Linked DNA regions of Mus musculus: region 2 is linked to region 1. A link is a loop called in an ENCODE intact Hi-C map of the cell type or tissue named here. Cell type or tissue: heart. All regions are shown on one strand. Each heading gives the region's core, and the rest is flanking DNA. Links, peaks and the distances in the headings are about the cores only.

Region 1 (12,152 bases), core at 5,572-8,071:
AACTCGCTCTGTAGACCAGGCTGTCCTCAAATTCAGAGATCAGCCTGCCTCTGCCTCTCGAGTGTTGGGCTAAAGGTGTTCGCCACCACTATCAGGCTCTGAGTCTATTACATCATTGAACTATTAAGTTCTCCCCCAATGCAAACATGGAGACTTTCGCTTTACATTCTGTCTCCAGGGAGAGAGAGGAACCCCGACTCCATCTAAGTTTCCAGGAAAAGAGTTTGGGTCATGTGCTCCTCTCTGAACCAATCACTAGGTCCAAAGGAAATGGGATGCTATGATTGGTTGGATCTTGGATTTTTGAGATACCTCCCTCAACCGGGTCCCCAAGTCCAGTTCCCCCCCCCCCCCGCCCCTCCCGCCTTGACTGGAACTGGGAGGGAGATCTGGTCTGTGAGCCTGATCTGCAGGGCGTTAGGCTCCTGCAGGCAAGGATAAAAGGTGGGAAGTGGCGCTTTTGCTTAGAGCATGAGTAACCAAGTTCAGGATCTGTCTCAGTATGCCTGACAGTGTTCTTTAATCGCTATCCTGTTCCAGAGAGGTCGGGATGGAGAGCACTGGTCAGGAATGCCTGTCATTGTGAATAGTGCAGAGGTCTGTGTCTTGAAACAACTGTGAGGGAGAGCGGGGGCTTGGACAAAGAAGACATCCTGTCCATCCCCTCATTCTGTCTTGATGCTTGCACAGTGTCAGCTAGGTGCCTGGGAGACGGAGGGATCAGCTTCAGGCATCCTAGACCAGGACTTACTTTAGGGAAGGCAGACAGCTCATAAAGTAATCTTAAAATTATCCAATTTTGTCAGTGTTACAAAGGGACAACCGAGGCCTGAAGGAGACAGGTGGATAGTCTTGAGACTGTACACTGTGGCCCTAAAGAACAGCCTTGGGTGTGGGTGTGGGTGTGGAGCTTCCATACGTGCGTGTGGAGTACCAGGGCCATGAAGCTCACGAGCGCTGGTTGGGCTTTTTGCTGCTTTTTGCTGTCTTAGTTCTGGGTCCTGGAGCCTCTGTCTCTTCTATTTTCTAGGTGGGTTTGTTCCCAGTTTCCTGGCTACCGAGGTTTTCAGTACATCCTGGAGAGCGATCACCACTCAGGTGACTACAAGCACTTCAGAGAGTGGGGCTCCCATGCTCACACCTTCCAGGTGCAGAGTGTGCGCAGAATCCAGCAGTGAGCACGCACTGGCGACCTGGGGTGCCTGCGAAACGACTGGGTGACTGGCCGGAGGATGTGGCTGCTCTTGGTTCTGGCTACCCTTGTGTCCTCTGGGAACCCCACATCCCTGTCAGCCAGCCCATGCCCCGCCAGCTCATGGAGCTCAAAGAAATAAAATGAAAAACAAAAGACTCAGTATCAACTGTGTCCCCTCAATTTTACCTGCTTTCCCGACTAACTAATTTGTAGCTCTGTAAAATTTCTCCGTCATTTGTCTGCTTTTTTAGTTTTTTTTAAAAAATTAATTTATGTATATGAGTACACTGTAGCTGTCTTCAGACACACCAGAAGAGGGCACTGGATCCCATTACAGATGGTTGTGAGCCACCATGTGGTTGCTGGAATTTGAACTCAGGACCTCTGGAAGAGCAGTCCGTGCTCTTAATTGCTGAGCCATCTCTCCAGCCTGTTTTTTTTTTTAACTCTGTCTCTGCTCTGTGTGTGTGTGTGTGTGTGTGTGGTGTGCATGTGCACATCTGTGCTTGTGAATTCCGTAGGTGCAGAAAAGAGTTTGCAATCCTTTGGAGCTGGGTTACATGACATTATGAGCAGGGCTAGGTGTGAGAAATCTAAAACATGCTAAAACAGCAAGCCCTCTTCTAGCTGTCGATCCCTCATTGTCTAGTTCACTGATCTATGCTTTAAAGATTTTTCTTTTTTGTGTATGGGTGATTTGCCTGCAGGTAGGTCTGTGACTACCTGTGTGCGGTGCCCACAGAGGGACAGAAGAGGTTGCCCTATCCCCAGGACTGGAGTTACAGACCTTTGTGAGCCACTAAAGGACTAGAACCTGGGTCCTCTGGAGAAGCCTAGTCATGGTCATTCGCACACACTGTCAGCATCTCACTCAGATCAGATACCTCTGTGCCACTGCTCCGAGCCTGAGTGTTCATGGGTCTGGAGAATTTGTTCCTCTCAGTCCTCTGTGGGGCAAGTGGAACTGTGTCTCCAGACAAAATCTGGAAGGTTGAGTGGATTCTGAAATCCCGGTAATTCTCATATCTGAGAACAGTAGGCGTTTTGGACTCCCAACCCAGTTCCTGTCCTGGAGCATGTGACCATGACACCCCATTTGAGGATCGTGACCCCCTAGTCAGGGAGCACAGGAGTTCTCCATGCTAATGAGGTATCTAGATGGGCTGGCCCTGAGGGTTTAGCCAATAAGTTTCCCTTCCCAGACATTCCTTCCTGCAAAAGGTATTTAAACTCTGGTTCACCCTGAGTGAGTGGTATGCATCCATTTTCCACTATGAATAGATAGTTTGGACAAACAAGGAATGTCTCTCTCAAAAGAACTGCTGTGGGGAGAAGCCATTGTCATACACAGCCGTGCTGCCTCAGTCTCCTGCAGAAGGCTCCTCTGTGCTCTGGACACTGACCCCTGAGCTAAGTCAGATTCCACCACCACCCCCTCAGCGCTTGTCAGCAGCCCACAAGCCTCCATTCAGATTCCCTCGAGGTTCCCAGTGGCCTCTGGGTGTCTGGGAGTATGGGAACCACAGCTGTCTCACCTGAGCTGCAGCTGTGTTCTGCCACCCCTGAGCAGGTGTCTGTCCCAAACGCCCAACACCACCACAGCAAAGAGGATGGAATGTAACCTAGCGCCTGCCTCCCCTTTCTGTCTGCCTGAGCAGCGCTCACACACACCAGCAGTGAGGTGGGAAGCAGAAGGCAGACCCACAGCCCTCAAGCTTGTGTTACAAGCTCATTGCCACTGAGTGATTTTTGAGATTGTCATTACATAGCCCTGGCTGGCCAGGAGCAGTGGTTCTCAACCTTCCTAATGCTGTGACATCTTCATACAGTTCCTCATGTTGTGGTGACCTCCAACCATAAAATTATTTCTGTTGCTACTTCATAACTGTAATTTTGCTACAGTTATACATCGCAGTGTAAATATCTGTGTTTTCTGTGTATTACCCTTGTGAAATGGTAACTCTAATTCCCAAAGGGTCCATGATCCACAGGTTGAAAGCCACTTGGCTTAGCACCACCATCCTCTTGGAGTTTGCTGGAATTTAGTTATAAAGCATCCTGCTTAGTGTGTGTGTATGTGTGTGTGTGTGTGTGTGTGTGTGTGTGTGTGTGTGTGTGTGTGAGAGAGAGAGAGAGAGAGAGAGAGAGAAAGAGAGAGAGAGAGAGACTTATAGGGATTGTCCCCATGCATGCCAGGCAAATAGCTTACCACTGAGCTAGAAACCAGCCCTGCCTCTGTCCTGTTTTGTCTATGCTAAATTTGTGCTACATCCCCTCCCCCCTGAGTATTTTGATAAACCAATCTTGGTGGTGCATGCCTGTCATCCCAGCACTCAAGAGACCGAGGCAAAAGGATTGCTTAAGTTTGAGGCTAGCCTGGACTATACAGCATGTGAGGCTTAGAGAAGTCAAGGAATTTGCCGGAGGCTACCCAGCCCATGGCTATGGGTTAAATTACCCGGCTATGGGTGATGCAAGATTTCAGGGTATAATACAGAGATAATCAAGGGGATCAACTGAGGGTTATAAACGGCAAGTCTGATGGGATCACGTTAAGAAAGTAAGATGAGTAACTGGGTAGCTTAGGTTCCTGGGAGTAAGCCAAGGAAGATTGTCGTACAGAACGAAGGAAGGGTGGGGGGTTGGTCACTAGAGCCTCCATTACGAGCCAGCTCAAGCCAAAGCCAGGAGATAAGCTGACAACTGAAAAAAAAAAGGGGGGGGGGAGAGGGTGGTGGTGGTGTCCCAGATGTGAGGCTGTGCTGTTGTGATAAAGAAGAAAAACGTTGACCCAGCAAGGCAATTTTGGGAGGGAAGCAGAGAGCATAAAATTATTTTTCAAAATTTCCCAGGAGGTCAATCTCCCAAGGTTATAAAAGAAAGACAATTCAAGTGTTGTCGCTATTTGGGCCAAAGCAACTGGAAGGCAGGAAACGCCTGTCACAGAGAACACAGCTTAGCAAACAGGGCTGACCACAGGGTTAAGAATGGAGGACACCCTCAAACTAGGGGCTTCTGGGCCAGGGAGGGTCAATGTCTGGCCCAAGGCCACACAGCAAAAAAAAAAAAAAAAAAAAAAAAAAAAAAAAACCAAAAAACCACATCTGTTTCTCTGCTCTTCGAAGCGTCCTAATGGTTACTCAGGAAGGGAGTCACACCTGGGTCTCGATCCTATGGTGGTACTCATTAGATGGGGTGACCTCCAGCAGCCATCCTACCCCTCCAACCCTTGGGTTCCCTTCTGCCTAAAGGCACAGTGTTGAGGTCCAAGGATGCATATGTGGGAAAGGAAATACAAGACAAGCAACTGTGCCTTTGTGCTCCCCTCCTCTACCAGCCTCCTCCGTGTAGCTCCTCCCACTGCTGCTGTGAGCCAATGCCCGCTGGTCTCCTCCGTGTGGCTCCTCCCACTGTTGATGTGTGCCAATGTCCAGGAGTAGAGAATACAGACTAGGCTTCAATGGCACCTGAGGGCAGGGAAGGAACCACCACAGCTTGAATGTGAGAGAGAAGATGTTTGACGCTGTTCCCAGGAACAGTGAACAAAGCTCACACACCCCAGATAGGGATTCAGTGACAGGTCAAAGTTCAGTTACCGTTAAAGTCAAACTTGGTGAGCCGTGAGGTAGTTTTACTGGGGTTACTTACAGGAGCATAAGTGACTCTTAAGACAGCTGTGCCACCAAAGCCCACCCTAGCACAGGTGACAGCTCACAAAGCTGGGAGCCTGGAGCATGCTGCCCAGTCTGCAGACAGCTCAACAGGTTGGAGAGTGACCTTTCCTGGAGTCTCAGTTGATATGAGCCTCTTTCAGGTAGCTGGGCTCCTCTGAGAGTGATTCGCTTTACCACTAGGGAGGGGCCTAGTGAATCTGCTCAGTTTCAGGGACTTCCTGAAGCTAAGGAGCTCCTCTGAAGGAATGCAGTCTCATCCCCTTAGCTCATCTGCTACTTTAATCTCCCGTAAACACCCTGAGTCTTAGAGAGCCGCCATCAGAGATAGAAAGTTCTAACCTCAGAGGAAACTGCTTCACAGTAGAAACAGGAGGGGGAGGGGGAAGCTGCCTTCCTTTCCACCCCCTGCACTGTTGTCGCCTCTCTTCCCCAAGAAGGAGTCATGCATTGCTGCTTCTTGCCCTGTGGGTGGGGAATCTGCCCACCCTCCTTCCGGGGCTGTAATTACTAGATTAATGGACGGGAAACCACAGGTGGGAGGTGCCTCCCTTTCCTGCCCACCCTTGGCTCTGCTCCAAGTCTTCCTTGCCATTGCCAACAAAAAGGCAGCATCAGGCAAGCACATCGAGGAACAGAACAGCAGCAGAGTTCTGTGCCCCTTGAGGGAGACGCCGCATCCTTGCACAGTGTGTTAGTCAGGGTTCTCTGGGGTAACAAAATTTACTGAACCCCTCTCTGTCTGTCTGTCTGTCTATCTAACAATAGCTGCCTATGTATGGAAGGTCCCAGTATCCAGCAGTTGTTCAGTTTGTGAAGCTGCATGTCTTAGCTGGTCTTCAGTATACACCAGAATCATAAAGAAGGAGGCTCTCTTGTCAGTGATGGAACAGGCTCGTGAGGTTGGGAGAAAGCAGGGAGAGAGAGAGAGAGAGAGAGAGAGAGAGAGCTTCCTTCTTCCAAACCCTTTATACAGACTGCTGACAGAAGTGTGGCCCAGATTAGGAGATGTGCCTTCCTACCCCAGAGTTCTGGATTAGAAGTGGATCTTCCTAGTTCAAATGATCCAGTGAGGCAAAACGTTCCTCACTGGTGTGCCCAGAGAGACAGTTTTGGGCTTTAGTTAACTCTAGATATAGTCAAGTTGACAACCAAAACCAGCTGTCATCATATACACCGCCCCCCAATTGCTAGACTTGGATTTCTTGTGACATTTAAAGAGGAAATTTCTGTTGACATTTTCCAACCCTGACTTTACTTCCCCAGCACCTACCCCAAACATAGGCCCTGCAGCTTACACTGCTTGGTGGAGGATGTTCCTACTTCTGCCCTAGAGCTGCGAAGCTCTGAGCCTTCATTTTTGACTCTCTCTCTCTCACAGTGACCATGATCCTTCATTACTATGCCTTCTTGTTCCTAGTTCCTATGGGAACACTGAGGCCAACTGTGCAATCCCATACAGAAGACAGGGCCAAGATGCTGCACAGATTCTGGGCTCCTGACTCTCTCCAAAGACCTCTCCCCCATCTAGAGTATGCCAGGCACCTTGAGTCAGCTAGATAAGGACTATTAAAAAGTTATCACTACACTGAAAAGTACATTGTTATTATTACAAGTGTGTGTGAATATGTGCCTCATCTGTCAAATGGAGGTCAAAGGTCAACATTGGGCATTGATTTTTCTCATTCCACCACGTAGGCTCTAGGGTTCAAACTCAAGCCCTCAGGTTTGTCAGCAAGTGCCTTTACCTGCAAGCCTACAGGGGAGTTGGGGAAGAAGTGGGAGGACGTGAGAGGTCAGGGGTGGTGGGGGGGAAGAAAGGAGGGAGAGAAGAGGGACTGAGTTTAGCCTAGGCTGGCCCTGAGCTCAAGTGATTCTCTAAATGACAGGCTGAGGCTCATTCCACCCCACCCTCACTTACTGTCCCCCATCTCACCCTCGCCTCACCCTCCAGCTTCTCTATGGAGGCCTAGCAACTCCCAAGCTCCCCAGCATCCTGGTCCTCTCTTGTGCGGTCTGTGGATCAGGACCTGCGTGGCACTGCCCCCTCGTGGTGAACTGTGGAAACACATCCATTTAGTCGCTGCTGAAGATTGCAGCTCTCGGGTGCGGGGTGGGTGCTGGAGCAGAGTGGGGTGGGCCAATCGGCAAGGAAGAGTTAGTGCCAAGGAGAGTGCGCTTCCTGGTGAGGTCGGGGCCTGAGCTTCTTCCTGCTCTCAAAGCAGCCATAGCAGTCTCCACATCTGCGTGTTTTCTGACTCACTGTGGACCTGTGCGAAACTGTGTTCTGAACTGTGTTCCGTTTTCTCATTGGCTTCCAGGATGCTCAGAAACATGGATCAGCCCACTCCCAGGAACTGTTCAGAGCAGAGTGATTGCGTCTAGAACAATTAAATCTCTGACTATGTATCCTTTTCTAAGTCTTACTCTTCTTGTTTTCTTGTTTTATTTTGTCTGTGCAGCCTAGGCTGGACTTGAGCTGATTTCTCTGACTCAGCCAGCAAAATGCTGGGATTACAGACATGTGCCACTGACCCTGGGGTTCCTACCTTATCTTATGTAATATATGTAATATTTCATTACATTCATGTATAATATTGGTGTGCATGTGGGTGCCTGTGCCTAGAAAGTCTGGGGAGGTGGGGCACACTATAGTGGCATCCTCAGGGAAACCTCCTTTGTGACAGGATCTCTCCCGGGCTCCATGGTTAGATGAGGCTGGTGGCTGCTGGGCCCCAGGGATCAGTTAACCAGTCTCTGTTTCCTGGGGGCTGGGATTACGGGCCAGTGTCACAGAACAAGCTGTGGATGCCTCGAGATCAAACATAGCCCTTGTGATTGTGCAGCAAACACTTTGCCAACTGAGCCGTCTCCCCAGTTCTTCACCCGCACCGTGTGTGTGTGTGTGTGTGTGTGTGTGTGTGTGTGTGCACGCTGTGCTGGAGGTCAAATCCAGAGATCAGTGTCTGTTAGACTAGAATTCTCCTACTGCTCCATGCCCAGGTCCGACAACATATTTCTAAACTCTCCTCTTTGGGCGAGAAGTGGGACAGTGCCCAACACTGGTTCAGAAGGGGCACACCCAAACCATGCACATCCTCACCTTGCACACCCCCTGCACACCCACATCCTGTACACCCATGCTGTGCATACTCATACCCTGTACACCCACATCCTGCACAGCCACACCCTGCACACCCACACCCTGCACACCCACACCCTGCACACCCACACCCTGCACACCCACATCCTGCACACCCACATCCTGCACACCCACACCCTGCACACCCACACCCTGCACACCCACACCCTGCACACCCACACCCTGCACACCCACACCCTGCACACCTACACCCTGTACACCCAGGCTCTGCACACCCATTCTGTGTGCACATGTTGTACACACCCACACCTTGTATACCAACATTCTGCACACCTATACCCTCCCACCCACACCCTGTACACCCATACCCTGCACACCCACACCCTGCGAGACTGGCTGGCCTCCCCTGTGCCTGGACCACTGAGCATTTCAAACATTCTTTTGCCCACCCAGCCCCCTTCTGGGCTCTCTGCAAGTGCCTTGGGTACTTGGGTAAGCCAGAGAACAAAGGTCTCCAGACTCACCCATATGTTCCCAGCCCCACTTGTCCTCACAGGCTCAGCAGATGCCAGATGAGAGCCTGAACCCAGCCCAGCCCCCTCCTGCTGGGTCACTGACTGCAGAGGTCTGCTTCTCTCCTCCAAGCACATAGACAGAGCTCAGCTGCTCCACAGAAAGCTGAGGGCATCTCATAAATACTGAATGCCCTGCTGTGCAGAACAACTACAGTGAGATAACAAGAGAGTGGGTACGGCTGGCTGAGAGGATTTCTCTGGGATTTCTGGGCATTCTGGGTGGGACTAGGATGGTGGTGGTCTTGGATGAAGAATGTTGGGGCTGCATCATAGCTCAGACCTGTTTGTTCAGTCTCAATATCCTTGTCTGTAAAGTGGGTCTGGTGCCAATCCCTGGTACCATACCAGCTGACGGTGTCTATAACAACTGCAGTGCCAATCCAGAAATGGAACTCAGCAGGCCCTGAGTGTGCATGTCCCTTCTCTGCAGTCTGCCCTAGTGCCTCCTGAGGCGTCTGCATTGTGAACACAGTGGCCCTGCCTCTGTGCAAGCAGAGGTCAGGTACCCACAACCCACATGTGGAGGAAGACACTATTACCAATCCAGACATGTTGGATGTTCCCCAGAGAGGGTCTGCATTTGTCATCCTTGAAGGGGTACTTGAGGGCTGAGTTGCCTTCTACAGGAGACCTTTGGGAGACAGATGGAGACCTGAACTACCCTATTGCAGGTCACATGGGAGCGGACCAGAGCCCTCACTCTCCTGCAGATTGGCTTGGGCATCTGTACAATGTGTCCAAAAGGGCTTCCTGTTCAGCTGTTTGTCCACATGCAGATATGGAGGGTATCCTTCCTTGCAGACCCTTTGCCAGGCTGAGAGAGGGGCAAATGTCTTCCCTGAGGAGTCTCACAGGTTAGCATGTGTATGGCAATGTGTGTAGACATGTGTGTTGCAGATGTACGTGTGCATGTGTGTGCAACTTCATCGTGTGTGAGAATGTGTGTAGACGTATGTGCATGTATATGTGAATGTGTGCAGGCACGTGCACGCATGGAATTAAAATACCATGTTAAAGCCAGTCCCAAATGAGGGTCTATCTTCCAGGGGTCATAAACCTATGAAGACTGACTTTATCTGGAAATGAGCAGATCCCCTGAGAACAAGAGATTGGACCAGGCATGTCCAGCTGGCAATTCTGGAGCTAGATCGGAGACCACTGAGCCAGCAGGCAGCCAAGGCTAGGGGAGGACTCTGAAGGCCAGCATAAAGCTTGCTGCTAGTCCTGAGGCCGGAGTGAGCAGCAGGGGAGCGATGGATGAGGTCAGCCTGCATCTTCAGAGTCTTCTGGAACTGGCAGAGGGGACAGGCTGAAGCACCTGGCAGAGGCAGCAGGAGCAGATATGTTTGGTGATTCAGTGTGGGGTGGGGGTGGGGGTGGGGGTGGGGTGGGGATGACCCAGTGAAATGCCGGAGATCCAGTGATGGGTCTGGGTGGGAGGTGGGGCTGGGCGAGAAGGTGTACCCTGAGTGTGGTGTCTGTGGGGTCTCCCGCAGGGCTCGCCTCCCCCAACCGCAGTTCCTTCTGCCCCTACTCTGGCCCCTCAGCATCTGCTGCATACACTGCCTCGTCGGGAAGCTGAAAGACTTTGTCCCTGCTTCTGGGGGGCGGAGGGAGCAGCTGGAGGTCTGGCCTCTGCCTTTCTCGCCGCAGTAGCTTTGCGATTGGCTGGGCGGCACCTGCTGGGCGGCTGGGAGCCCAGGAGCAGGTGCAGGGCATCTGCAGGACTGTTTGCAGACGGATGATGAGGCCGGCTGGAGGCGGCAAGCATGCCCTGCCCTTCTCTGTGGTCCAGACACAAAGGGACAAAGAGGCTGAGTGAGCCAGCGGGGAGACGAGGACAGGGCAGGGTCAGAGGGACAGAGGCCTGCATGCAGCTCCAGGCGCACAAAAGCAGGAGGGCAGAGAGACTCAACAAGGAACGGAGCGTGGGGGGCGGGAGGCTCTGTTGCTGTTCTTGAGAGCAGCATCCCAGCTTCCGAGAGCCTTGCTGTGGGCCTACTAAATGAAGTGGGTGAGTCTTGGGTGCCCCAGGCTTTCCTCCACGGAGCAGGTGTGGTTCAAATCCTGCTAATAGGAAAAAAAAAAAAAAAAGGCCTGAGTGACCACGAGCACTGTGCATGGAAGACACGGGCATACACACGTGGGCAAGGCTCAGTGCTTAGTACTCTGCGGCACAGGGGGCCTATTTGTGTCTAAGGTCCTTTATGATATTTTCCTGAGAATGGGCGAGTACGGTCTTCCTGTGCAAGGGAGGGAGAGATGTAAGCCATGGGACAATAGTGGGAAGGAAATTCAGAGTTATACTTCACAATGAGAGAGAGAGAGAGAGAGAGAGAGAGAGAGAGAGAGAGAGAGAGAGAGAGAGAGAGAGAGAGAAGAGAGTTAGTTAGTTTGATGATGAGCAGAGGCAGAGCCAGGAACAAGCTTGGCCTGACTTGACTCTAGCTGGCTGAAAGGCAGAGGAAGGGAACAAGACAGAGCTGAGGCAGAGTGTCTGCAGCCCCAACAGCATCTGTACACAGAAGGAGACGGGTTCCAGGCACCTCACTTGGCCCTTCTGGGTTTTGCTCACATGCCAAAGGCTGTGATGTCCAACCAAAGGGGCTGCTGTGTAACTGGACTGGGGTCTGCTAGGGGTTGTGAGAGCCGCCTGTGTTATGGGCTGGTCCACTGGGCTGTCCTGGAACATTTAGCCTGGTGCAGTCTGGGTAAATGTGGAACCTGGCACAGACTGGCACAAGGAGGGGCAAGGCAGAGGCTCCCCAAGGTGCCTGAGAAGCCATGGGTATCAGGCCATACAGCAAGCAGGGGTTGAAGTTGATCAGCCAATGCTGTGCAGGCAGAAAGGCAATCTTGGGCTCTCACAGGGCCCATGGGAGCCAGAAGGATACTTTGAGTGGACAGAGTGAGGGGCTGTGGCAATGGCTCAGTGGGTAAAGAGCTAGTACTGCCAGCAGGGTGACCCGAGTTCCATCCCCGGCTCCCACTTAAAGAACTCTGGAAGTGCTTGTCAACGTTTGTATTCCAAGCTCTGAGGAAGGAGAGCTGAGCAGACCCCTGGAGCCTGTTGGCCAGTCAGCCTGGCCTAATTATAAAGTCCACGAGCAGTGGAAAATTGTGGACAGGGAGAGACACTGTCTTAATTCAACAAGGACGTTTTCTGAGGCCGACTTCTGAACTGGCTAGTTTTGTGTCAACTTGACACAGGCTTGAAAGTTATCACAGAGAAAGGAGCCTCCCTTGAGGAAATGCCTCCATGAGATCCTGCTGTGAGGCATTGTCTCAATTAGTGATTGATGGGGAGGGCCACGCCCATTGTGGGTGGGGCCATGTCTAGGCTGGTGGTTCTGGGTTCTATAAGAAAGCAGGCTGAGCAAACTATGGAGAGCAAGCCAGTAAGCAGCACCCTCCATGGCCTCTGCATCAGATCCTGCCTCCAGGTTCCTGCCCTGCGTTGAGCTCCTGCCCTGACTTCCTTGGTGATGAACAGCAGTATGGAAGTGTAAGCTGAATAAACCCTTTCCTTCCCAACTTGCTTCTTGGTCATGATGTTTTGTGCAGGTATACAAACTCTGACTAAGACAACTTCTGTCCTTCCTTCGAAC
Region 2 (12,152 bases), core at 3,766-6,265, 54 kb before region 1:
TGACTCTCCTTTATGAACCAACGACCTACAGGGGTGAAGCATACAATGTCACACAACTGGAGTCCAGGAGGAAACCCTCTAGCCCTCTCTTCAGAGCCCAGAGTCTTGCCCCGACTTCATCTGGAATTTTTACCTAGAGTGAAGGAGGTAGGACCCCAATGGCATCCCTTCCTGCCCTTCAGAGGCCCAGGCCCTCTGAGGCCCACACTGGGAGTGGGGGACAGCAAGCCTTATCCCCTCAGGGTCTCCCCACTCCAAGGCTAGGAGTCCTGGGTTGGTCTGGGCCAGCTATGTGATGAACACAGGTGTGTGGGATGAAGCAGGTCCCATGGACCACGTGGCTTCTGACAAGGCTGGCATGCAGTCTTCACTCAATACATGTCAACATTTAAATTAGGACCACAGCCAGCCACAGCACCCTGTGCATCAAGACCTCAGGGACTTGGGAATCACAATGGCTTCCTGACCTTCACACCCCACCCCCAGCTTCTGGGTGTAGCCTCAAAAGTTTACAAGTTGCTTCACTGAAGGCCTCTAAAGGTCAGGAGTGCTCTGAGAAACCAACATCCCTGCCTCGGCACAAAACTTAACATAGGTGCCACATGTGGCCAAAGGTACTGTGTTTCCCTTGGATATTTCACAGCGCCATGTGGCAAGCTGGCCAGGGCTTATGGCTTGTTGTGCGGGCAGGCACTCATGACTAAACACCAATGGGACAGTGCAACATGGGGCAAATCCACAGGGCAAGACCAAAGTGTGTCTGGTTCTCAGAAAGCCCAATAGGAGGACTTGGGTGGCCTGCTTTGGCCAGAAAGAGAAAAAATGCAGAATTCCAGGACATGATGTTTGATCCTTCATAAAACTCACAGACACACATGGAGCACTGCCTCCTGTTGATAACCCAGCAAGGTCTAAGAGACCCACGTGCACTTGGAGGTTAGTTGGCTGGGTTTACTCTGTTGTCTTTGAGATGGGGACTTGTGGTGGCCTTGTGCTCCAGATTCCCCCTCACAGGGATCTTGGGTGTGTACCGCTTTGTCTGATGGTATATAACTTTACATACATTTTGGATCTAACTTGGGCCTCACAGACAGAACCAGTACCACTTATTACTAAGGCACTGGCAGGTCCCAGGTAGGTCTGAAGCTAGTGGCTCTTAAATCCTTTGCACTGCTCAACGAAAACTGCCAGGGACAGTCTGCCCAGTGCCCAGCTTAGCTCCTATTGGCTCAGCCTGGACCTGTGGCAATGTCTCACTCTGGGCCTCTGTGCTAAGAGGCCCCAAGGCCTCTGTCCAGGGCAGCACAAACAGGAAAGAGCCAGGATGACCTTGCAGGAGCCCAGCTTCCTGCAACCACATAGCCTCCTACACAGGATCCTGTCCCCACTCAGCAGGAAACTGGGGGTGGAGGCAGAGCACTGGTGTGGAGTCTGTACACCTGGCTGTGACCCATCTCTGCTGACTGCAAGCAATGTGGAACACACATACACACACGTGCTCAAGAATATACTCTGGCATGTCACGGGTGCACACACACTCACCTGCATGTGTGTATGACACACACTCAGCACACACACACACTCTGTCTCTGTCTGTCTGTCTGTCTGTCTGTCTGTCTGTCTCTCTCTCTCTCTCTCTCTCTCTCTCTCACACACACACACACACAAACACACAGTCTCCTGTGCGCGCGCACACACTTCCTCTCTGGAGCACACTGCTCAGAACAGCTTCCTCGAAGTCACCCTTGTGCTAACCTCCATCCAGCTTTAGAACGTGCTGACAGAGCAAGCACTCACAAGATTTCTCTCTGCAACCTAGCCTGGCCTCTAAGGCCGGAGGATTATAGCAATCCTCCTGCCTCAGCTTCCCAAGCGCTGACATTACGACGTGTGATTATATGTGACTCCTGACATATCCTGTTTCATCTCTGGAAAGTGAACTCAAACATCAATGAGCATCCCTGGGCCCTGCCCTCCAACAGCGGCACAAATGCAGTGGTGGTCACAGGGGGCAGCCTGCCCACCAGTAGCCATGGTGACAGCTCCTCACATCCCTCCTGTGCCTGTGGTGGTAAGGGTGTACAAGCTGACCATGGCCACGTATACAAACGTGTGCACACACACTGTGCAGGGAACTGCACTAAAACCACCATCACCATCGCTATGAAACATTCACTGTCTTCGGGTAGAGGGAGCTGGGATGGGAGTCTCACTCAGTAACCTAGGCTGGCCTAGAACCTAAAACTGCCTGTTTCCAAGTATGGGATGACTGGTATGTGCCACAGTACCTGGGTCATTTAGCCATGGCTTACTGAAGTCAACAGTAAAGTGTGCGGAATCATGGCAGGCAGCCTCTGCCTGAGTCCATCCAGAGGGTCAAGTATGAGGTGTGGTGGTACAAGCCTGAGATACCAGCACTCCCAGGGTTGAGAATCAAAAATTGGAGGTCAGCCTGTGCTGCACAGTAATTCTAACTCCAGCCTGGATGACATAAAACCCTGCCTAAAAAAGGAAAGAAAAAATTTTACATTTCTGCCATATACCACGTGGTCAGCATGAGGCTCTTCTGTGCTTGTCACAACACATCCTGTGTGAACCCAAGCACATATGGCTGACTCAGAAGACACAGCGAGACCCAGGGTTTGACTTTCAGCAAGTGCTGCCTCCCAGCCCACTCTCTTTGAAATGCCACTTAGGTCACACACCCTGCATTCAGTGTGTGCTTCCTGTGGGTTGGCCATGGGGGACATGACATCAGGTCTTACAATGGTGGTGCTTTGTGTCCCAAGTCAGGCAGACAGTTTTCTGTGACTGGCTTGTACTAGTGATGGGACTCTGAGCCAGCAGGTCACATTTGGGGAGTGCATCTGAAGATGGCAGCTGCTCTGACGGCCACTGTGAGTATTATACTGGAGCACAGACAGGGAGCCTGCCCACAGGTGATGTCCAGACAGCAGAGCAGCAGCCCAGGCAGACAGGGGCAAGATGGGTATATGGGTCACCCAGGAGAGGATACTACACACAGAGCAGCCGAGAAGCAACAACTGATATAAGGACAGGCGAGCCCCACAGCAAAGCAGCAGCCAGCAGTACACGGGCCTCCTGGATGGCCCTATGCCAGGCAGCCTCTGTAAGGAGAAGAGATCAGAGGCTGGCCCCCAGGCAGGGGTGGAGCAGCCTGGCACTAAAACTGTCCAATCCATAGGACACCAACCCACACCCCCTCTGCAAACTGCAGACACCTGTTACAGAGTGGTATAAATGTAATGTAACAGAAGCTTTAAGGAGGTGCAGGGAGCAACTGTGTATCCAACTTATAAGGACCAAGTGGGAAGAGGATGCACCAGCCAGGTGAGCAGGTCTAAGGTCATGGCAATGTGCCAGGAAGACACACAGGGGGGGCGGGGGTGGGGGGTTGGGGGGCGGCACACACACAGCTCCTGTCAAACATGTGCCACCAACTCTGACACATGGAGCAGTTAGATAAGATGGAGTTCTTTTCTGTCTAACTGAATGCACTTGGGGCTCCTAGCTGAGAAGCCCTTGCTAGTGCTGGGTATAGGTTTGCACCCCTGATCCCAGCTGAGGCAGGAGGATTCTGCATTGGAAGATAACCCTCTTCGTCTCCTCTATTCACTGGCACCCTGGCTGGCACCTTCAAGAATGAAACAACCTCAGGGTTGAATTTGACCACAGGCTCTACATGAGCAGCCTGGGGTGTGTGTGGTGGTGGTGGGGGTAGGGGGAGGGCAGAGAGCCATATGTTAGCCTACCATCAACAAAGAAGGGAGACAGAGGCAGAACACAGAATGACAGTCCCAGGCAGGGATGGGGATGAGTTGCAATGGGAGGGCACTTGGCCTCTCTGGGCCTCAGTTTCTACCCCCATGTGAAATGGGTGCAGCGGCTCTCACACATAGGGCTGAGTGGAGGATACTGAGGCAAGAGATCTGAGTCACCACCACTGGCGACCACCATGCACAGGGCACGTGGCTCACCATGTTTGTGGGACACACATGTGCAAGATGGTTTCACGGGCACAGCATCGGTTTTGGTACAACCCAGTTTAAGACACTCATGGGCTGCTACTGAAGGTTTAAGCGCTTTAACTCCAGCATTCGGGAGACAGAGGCAGGCCGATCTGAGCTCCAGGCAGCCTGGTTCACACAGTAAGTTCCCTCAAGCTCTGTGAGAATGGTGTTTGATACCCAATCGCAGATGAGGGCCAGGAGGCTCGGAGAGGTTAAATACCAGAGTCAGGACTAAACCGCGGCCTGACCCTGGCCAGGCTCAGAGACTGCCGCCTCCAACCTCACCCCAGGGTGTCTGGGGACACAGGGGAGAACACCACCCTCGGGAACACACAGGCTTGCCCTGAGGTGTCCCGAGGACAGCGGCCTCAGTCCAGCCACTGGTGAAAGTTCTGAGTCTGTGGCCTTTAGTCAGAACAACATCTTGCAGGCCCCTCTCTACTCAGGAACTCAGTTTCCCCATGAGACTTCCAAAGGGAGGCTGAGTTCCATCCCCAAGCTCCACAGCCCACACCTCCTGTAACCTGGTACCTGAACTGGTACCTCTAACATTTGCCTGTTTCTGCAGAGGAGGGGCTGAACCAGCCCATGCCTGCCGAGAAGATGCTCATCGCTGAGCCCACCCCAGTCTATGATCTGCATTTGAAAGGCGCAGCGGGGCAGGCCTCACTGTCAGTCAAGTCCTCCAGCCAAAAGCTGGGCAGTGAAGGAAGATAGCACACCTCTCACTTGCTGGAGCCTGAGTCACTCGGTACCCCAGGGAGGGTCAGGCAGGTCCCTGTCTCCTTCCTTTCTGTGACTCAGAGCTGAGTGGGTGAGATTGCATGAGACTTATTGTCCCCTCCAGATAACAGAACCACTTCATTGGAAGCGGGGGTGCGGTGGCTGTAGGCTTGTACCCTGAACACCCGAGGGACAGTACTCTTAACCCTACGAGAGACCCCCAGCACACCAGGAGCGGATTCAGGTCACCCTCTGACTTGGGAGCACCCAGGTCAGGGTGTCTGCGTCTGCCAGGAAACTGGGCTAGGCTTCTCCCTGAGGTGGGCACTCCTCTCAGGAGGGGCTGCGCCCATCAGCATGCCCACCCTTGCTTGCCCGTAGGGCTTGTCTGTCTGTGTTGGCCAGCATTCTCAGCTTGCTCCTTTCCCACAAGGCCACATGGTAATTACAGGAATGAGGGGGCGGGGTTGTGAGGCCTGGGGGTTCAGGGTACAGGGAAAGCCTCTGGACAGGCTGAGATCACATGTAGCTCTGCCAAGGTCCAGCTGGGGAAGGGGAGGGCAGTTAGTAGAAGCAGCCTCAGTCTCCCCATCTGCACTCTAAGGCTAGTTGGCCATAGAGGCTTGATCTGATGACTAACACATGGCAGGACCATCAACCTGCCATCACATTCAACTAGGGATGAGTTAAATGAACATGGACGGTGCGTGGGATGGGAGCCCTCATCACCCAAGACCTGCTGCTGCTGCTGCTGCTGAAGAACATGGAGTTCTGCAGGAAGCTTGCTCTACACAGGGCCTGTGTCTGCTCTCCTAACATTCCCACTCTCCTAAAGGACACTGGGGCTGGGGGATGTGCTGCGGATGGTAGAGTGTTCGCCGAGCAGGCATCAGGACACTGCACACGTATGAACTGTGGCTCATCTCAGGAGATGGAAGCAGGAGGTGCCTTAGTCTGGCATTACCCTCAGCTACACAGTGAACTGGGGTCCAGTCTGTGTCACCTGAGACTCCGTATCATTTACATAAACAGATGGACGGGTGGGAAAGTCAAACCTGTCACTTCTAGATTTGCTTCCTGGCTTTATGACCCTTGGATCCTGAAATACTCAAGGAGTGGCTGGAGGGGATGCTCAGTGCGTGCTCAGAAGAGCAGCAGGGTCATGGTGCCAGCCAAGTGCAGCCCCACTATCCATGCTGGACACACAGTAGGTACTCTGGATGCTATTGCTGTTCTCCTACCATCCACGCCAGGCACATAGTAGGTACTCTGGATGTTAGCACTGTCTTCCTACCATCCTTGCTGGGCACACAGTAGGTACTCTGGATGCTATCACTATCCTCCCACCCTCCATGTTGGGCACACAGTAGGTACTCTGGATGTTATCACTGCCCTCCTCACTATGTTATCACTACTATTATTCATGTGGGTCAAACATTCCTAATGTCAAAGTCCAGAACTTTGAAACCTTCTGGTTGTTTATTTTGGGACAAGATCGTCTAAGTAACCCAAGCTGGCCTTGTTAGAGACTCAGCCCCAGCCTTCTGAGTGTTAGGGTTGGCAGGTGTCTGTTATCACACTCCACAATATCTAAAAGCTATTGAGTACCAACAAAACTCTGTAACAAAGTTCCCAATTTTGGAGCAGCTGAAACTTCAGAGTTAAGGCTGTGCAGTGAGTGGAATTGAAAATAACTAATGGTCAAACCCTACAACACTTCAGGGAATACTCTCAGGATACACAATGCCAACCCAGCAGACACAAGGAGCAAACTTAGACTCGAGTACTAGGGAGTGAAGGAACACAGGGCATCTGTCTGCCAAGGTCCTTCTCAGGCCCCCCATCCCTTGGGCCCTCCAGGACCGTTGAGTAAAAAGGACAGCCTATCTCCCACAGGCAACACCTTGGCACATACAGCTTGCCCTGTTCCTGGGTGCCAGTCGGGCTGGAGAACACCAAACAGTAAAACAGAGGAGGCTGGAGACAGTCCACGGGGCCTCAAGGGCAGGCCCAGGAGGCCCAGGAGCCTGCAGGGGTGGGCTGAACACCCTTGGGGGGAATTGTTCTCCCTCTCTGAGCTCTAGTCTACACAAATGGATCTTCAATGCTTCGACCCGTGGAGGCTGGTGGACCGCTCTCCTGTCCAGCCACCACACACCTGTGCCTCTGGACGCTCACTGTCCTCACACCCTAAGAGGTGTGACCTCTTGAGGATAGCTCTAGCTGTCACAACAAGGGGACAGGATTGGAGGAGGTCAAAGAGCTCTCCAACATCCTCCACCAATGAGCCCCAACCTCGAGAAATCACTTAGAACCGCACCATGTCTAAAGAGTTCTGTGCTTCAAGTTGTTTATAGGCAACAGAAAAAGCAAGGTTGGCTACGCTGCTTGTCAACCCCACAGTCAGATACACACCACTGGGATGCCTGTTGCAAGCCAGGCCCCACTCCAGCTCAGAGCCACTCTGGTAAACTGCCTGTGAGAAGCGCTCCACTCGGAGCAGGCAGGACACACAGAGCCATGGTGCTTCCACGTGTTCCCGTACCCTTGCAGGGAGGGACACACCACTTACTCAGCCAAGGCCATCCTGGAGGACATTTAGGCTCCTTCTGTCTTTGATGTACAACCCACCCATTTAAAGGACTTTGTTCTTGTGCCCCGTGTGGCAAATGCCCCAGGGAGTTGCTAGACGAAAGAAGCATAGGCCGGGAGTCTCATGTGATTCCCACTTCGAGGACTTGGGTCTGTGCCTCACCAGTCCCACACATCTGCACACCAGAAGCCCTGCTGAGAGGGACCCAGAGGGACCCAGAATGACACGAGGCCGCAGCTGGCTCGCTCCCTTCTGCCCAGATGATGAAGGCGCCCGGCCCTCCCACCACAGCCCCACTCTGTCAGCACCAACCTTGGACTGCCTGGCTCTGACATCTTCACCAAACTGGCGAGTCCCCCCATTTGCCAGATATGGCGATTTAGGCTGAAGGAGGTGTCTGGATGAGCAGCTGCCGGGAGCCAGTTACCTCCAAGTCCCCTGCTACCTATGTCCTCTGGGTCTAGCCCCAGAAGGTCCCCTACGCGGCCTACAGGCCCGTGGTCACTCAAGCTTTCAGAGTTTCTAAGAACATGAAATCACGGAAACTCAGCAAATGATAGAGCATTTCTGAGGGAGGAGACGGCCTCTGGGCTGGGCATCTGGGTGCCAGCAGACAGGCTGCCCAGTGTCTGTTCATGCCCAGTCATGCGGGACTGAGAACCGGCTGGGCACAGAGCAAGTCTGCCCACCGTGCTTCACAATTGACACAGGATGGTGTGTGGGTGACACAGGATGGGGAGGGGAAGAAACAGGTGGCACCCCTGGGACCCCAGCATGGTACAGCCCCAGTTTCCTTTTGTGGAGGATGAACACTCAGAGTCAGTCAATAAACATGAGGTCCTTTGAGCCAGTATGGCAACACCTACATAAAACAGCTGTACAACATCAAGTGAGCACTGCTATACCCCAGATCAACAGATGGGGAAACTGAGGCTCTCAGTGGTACACTGCCTGATGAATACAGAGAAATTTCAGGGATGGGGCGGGGCTTCAACCCATAAAGCCCGCATCCAGCTCAGAGTTCTGCCCATGAAGCTGTGTGGCCTTGGGCAAGTAGCTGCACCTCTCTGTTCACAGAGGTCAGAGAGGAGGACAGACAACACTCCACACACACACCCCACGGGGCTCCATGAGGCCGCCCCAGAACACCCTGCACCACGGAGGATCTGAACGCTCCTGAAAAGTACATACATTGGGGTGAAGGCGTGCCAAGCTTTCTACCCAGGGGACGAAAGCCACCTGGAAGGTCACACAACAGATGAACCTTGGAAAGCACTGCTAGGCCATGGAGTAGAGGGGAGAGGAGAGGGGGAGGGGTGAGAGGGGAGGTGGGGGTGTCCAACCCCACCCAGCCATGCTGCCTGCACCTTTCCAGAGCACTCCACCATCTCTCTGTAACTCCCAATAGCACCTTGCAGAAACACGTAAGCCACACACTAAACTAAATGTTCTCTGGGACATTAAAGACATAAATTTAACCCAAGGTGCACAAAACACAGTCACTGCCAACCAACTGTCACTACTGAGCTGGTTCTCCGTTTCTTTCTACCTTTCACTAAGATGAGGTGACTGTAGCCCTGGCTGCTGGCCTGCAACTCCGCCTCCTCCGTGGCCTCCTGAATGCTGCACCCCTCAGGCCTTGTGACCCTCCTGCCTCAGTCTCTGGAGCATCCGGAATTACCACCTTGCCCCTCTAGGACTGGCACATCAATGACTCAAAAGCTCAAAATTAAGACCTCTTACTGATCAGAGGATGCCCGGTAGGAGACAGAGATCTGTGACACATCACACAAGCGATGTGTGTCCAGGATATACGGAGAGCTCAGAGAAACGGGCCGGGCAGAGGTAACATGGCAGACAAATGGGTTAAAGAGACAAAGGTTGTCGAAACTGGCACCTGAGCAAGAGACCCTGGATTCAGTATTTCCCATCAGGGAAATGGGCTAAGGGTACCATGGGATCTCTGTGCCTGAAGACAATAATAACGCCAACAGCAAGTGTGGATAGGCACAAACAGCGCTCTCTGGCTCCACACGAATGCTGGTGAATGATGCCTGCCCATCTGGCCATGCCGCCCATGGGCCTGGCACCGACCCTAAAGTCACACCCCATAAACCAGCTGTAGGCCAGCGGCCTGAGGGAAATCTGCAAGATTGCAGACCCGCATACTGATGTGACCATCTCTGCCACCCAGAGTTGTCCCTGGTAAAGTGTGCATCCGTCAGAACTGTATCAAGCCAGTCCCCGTAAGGTGCACGCACTGAATGTCCCCCAACGTGCATGTACTGAGTGTCCCCCAAGGTGCACTCACTGAGTGCTCCCAGCAGGCTCTGCCAGGAACAACCTGGGTACCTGTCGCCAAATGAGTAACAAACAAACACAAATCAATAAACACGGTCCAGTCGGCCAAGAGGAAGAAACCAGACAGTCACATGATTAGACCAGACCACGACAGTGGGCTTTACAGAACAGAAAACCAACCCAAGAAAATCAGAAATGCAAGGTACCCTCAGTGCCTGGGGGTCACAGGGGCTGAGTCTCGGTACCCCTGGGCTCACTGGCAGACATTTCCTGGCTGTCATGGAGGGACACACAGGCTCTTGTTCTCTCTCACCTGCACTCTGTGCCAGGGACAGAGGCTACATACGCCAAGGCTCCCAATCATGTCACCCAAACCAAAGCCTGGCACTGACTCCGGACTCACACTCCATAAAACTGCTGAGGGCCAACAGCTGTGGGCAAGCTGCCTGCCTATCCTCGCAGCTACCCCAGGCTGAAGGGACACGCTCACAGGTCTTCCCTGGTGACCCGAACCTCCAATGCCTGGGACATGAGTGTCCTCTGATGAGCTGCCCCCTCTCCGCAGGCTCTGTCAGGATATGGAACCTGCCCGAACCTAGGGTTCTACCTATGTCTGACAGGGGTCACCAAGCCGCCCACTTCAGGACCCCTTGCTGGCCTCCAACTCTGCCCTGTCTGCTCATCTGGTTTCCCAGGAGTAGCCAGGGTTACCATATGAGAAGCAGTCAGCCCGCCCACCCCCCCCCCAAAAAAAAAAAACGAGAGAGACAGTGAGAAGGGCAGACACTCGGCAGGACTGTTTAGTGCCCAAGCACGAGGACCTGAGTTCAGATTCTAGCACCCATGTAAAAAGCTGGGCATGGTGGCTTGCCTCTGTCACCCTGGGGTTGAGAGAGAATACAGAGGGTCCCCGAGCTCTCTGGCTGCCACTCCTGGCTTACTGCAGCAAATAAGGTAGAGAGGGTGGCTCAGGAAGACGCCTGGGATCAAAATTTGGCCTGTGCTCCTCCACCATAACTCCTGTCTCTACTCACTTGGCTCAGTCCCCTCCCGTTGCTTGGCCCCTTGCCATATCCAGGAGAGCGTGTGGAGCGTGTATGTGTGTGTGTGTGTGTGTGTGCGGACAAACATGCCGACGACCCCCTCAGGGCCTGAGTCACACACACACACACACACACACACACACACACCAGTGATCTGTCCTGTGCCTTCTCCCCTCTCCCCTTCTCTTAGGCTTTCTCTCTATATACACACACACACACAAACACACACACACACACACACACACACACACACACACACACACACACATATATATTGAAGGACAACTTGCAGAAGTTTTTTCTTCTTCCTTTTACTATGTGGGTCCTAGGAATCAAACTTGGGTCGTCAGGGTTAGCAGCAAGCCCCTTTACGGATCTCATCAACCCCCACTGCAGATCCCTCCCCCCCTCCCCCCCACACACCCCCACCAGCCTCCTTCCCTCACAGAGCTGACTTAAGGAACAACATGTTCCCTGTCTGAGCCTGAGCCTTCCTAGATGACACTAAGCACAGATCTCACCCCACACCCTGTCAGAGAGCCCCTCAATCTTCCAAACCCAGAAAAAGCCAAAGTCCCTCCATTAGGGCCAATCCACAGCCCCTTCCTTACCCCACTCAAGGACCTGGGCTCCAATCTCCATTCCTGTCCCAGCTGCCCATGTGGGAGCAAACTAGAATCTAGGCACACCACCGCTCTGTGCGCCCCACCCAAGTTCCTCCTTCCTGTGTTCCCACCCTGTTCCTTTGATCCCACCCACTTCCCTCCACCCCCTCCAGGGTCCTCTGAGAAGCCATCCCTACCTATATTGGTATATCACTGACTCTGAAGGGCCTGCCTCAGATCCAAGCATCACCAAGGACCAGACCTCCAGCCAGAGCAAGGGTCCCTCTGCCAGCCTGAGGGCGCCATGCACTCTCTCCTGACATGCTCCCAGTGTAGGAAAAAACTAAGGCTCTGTCCAATCACAGTTCTCTATCTCCAGTCTACAGAGGTGGCTCAGGCTGGACACAGGACCCGCCCAGGTCAACGGGATCTTCCAGAGAGTGAATCCAAGTAAGGTAAGGGCTCAACATGCAGGGCCTCCTAGAGGGAGGCAGCAGCCACAGAGGCTGGGGGAAGCCAACCCAGAAGACAGGCTAAGAAGGTAACAACATGGAGCCTGGAGTTATGTAAGGCTCCTGGATTCAGCAGTGTCTGAAGCCATGCACGGCGGCACTTCTGTTGGAGGAGCCATAACCTACTGCCATTTCCTGGGTTGTCTCTGCTGAGTCCTAGCTGTCCACATCCATCCCAGTTATCTCCCCGAAGCTTCACCTTCTTCAAGGAGCCCAGACACTCAGCGCAGGTTAAGCTGACCCCCAACACTGCCCTGGCCCTGCTGTTCTCAGTCATGTGGGCTGAGGGTTGGGCAAGGTGCCCTTCCCTCTCTCTTTCTACACTTGATACCCTCAGAGGCTCA

What was found. Hi-C counts contacts between places; a loop is a spot of excess contacts. Peaks named below come from ENCODE experiments on the same cell type or tissue, not always from the same donor. Only the 100,000 strongest peaks of a DNase experiment are listed, where the experiment ranks them.
Region 2: it touches region 1 in a loop (2.8-fold over the local background); 7 of 42 quality-filtered maps call a loop at or near these places.

The regions. Positions count from the first base shown.
Region 1 is chr5:112,235,697-112,247,848 of GRCm38, reverse strand. Cryba4 (crystallin, beta A4) reads left to right here. Exons shown (of 6, transcript NM_021351.2): 6 at 1,031-1,357. The coding sequence ends at 1,178. Gm52821 (a long non-coding RNA gene) reads left to right here and starts at 8,196. Exons shown (of 3, transcript XR_003955957.1): 1 at 8,196-8,717; 2 at 9,216-9,398; 3 at 9,591-9,675. RefSeq lists an enhancer at 7,329-11,720. In heart, for the core only: a CTCF peak has its summit at 6,931 (motif pointing left); a DNase peak (open chromatin) is centred at 6,918; H3K4me3 peaks cover 349 bases; H3K27me3 peaks cover 787 bases.
Region 2 is chr5:112,287,963-112,300,114 of GRCm38, reverse strand. All of the region lies in intron 1 of Tpst2 (protein-tyrosine sulfotransferase 2), which reads right to left. Among named protein-coding and RNA genes, the nearest start is that of Tpst2, 17 kb to the right of the region's middle. In heart, for the core only: no CTCF peak of the experiment used is centred there; no DNase peak of the experiment used is centred there; H3K27ac peaks cover 1,117 bases.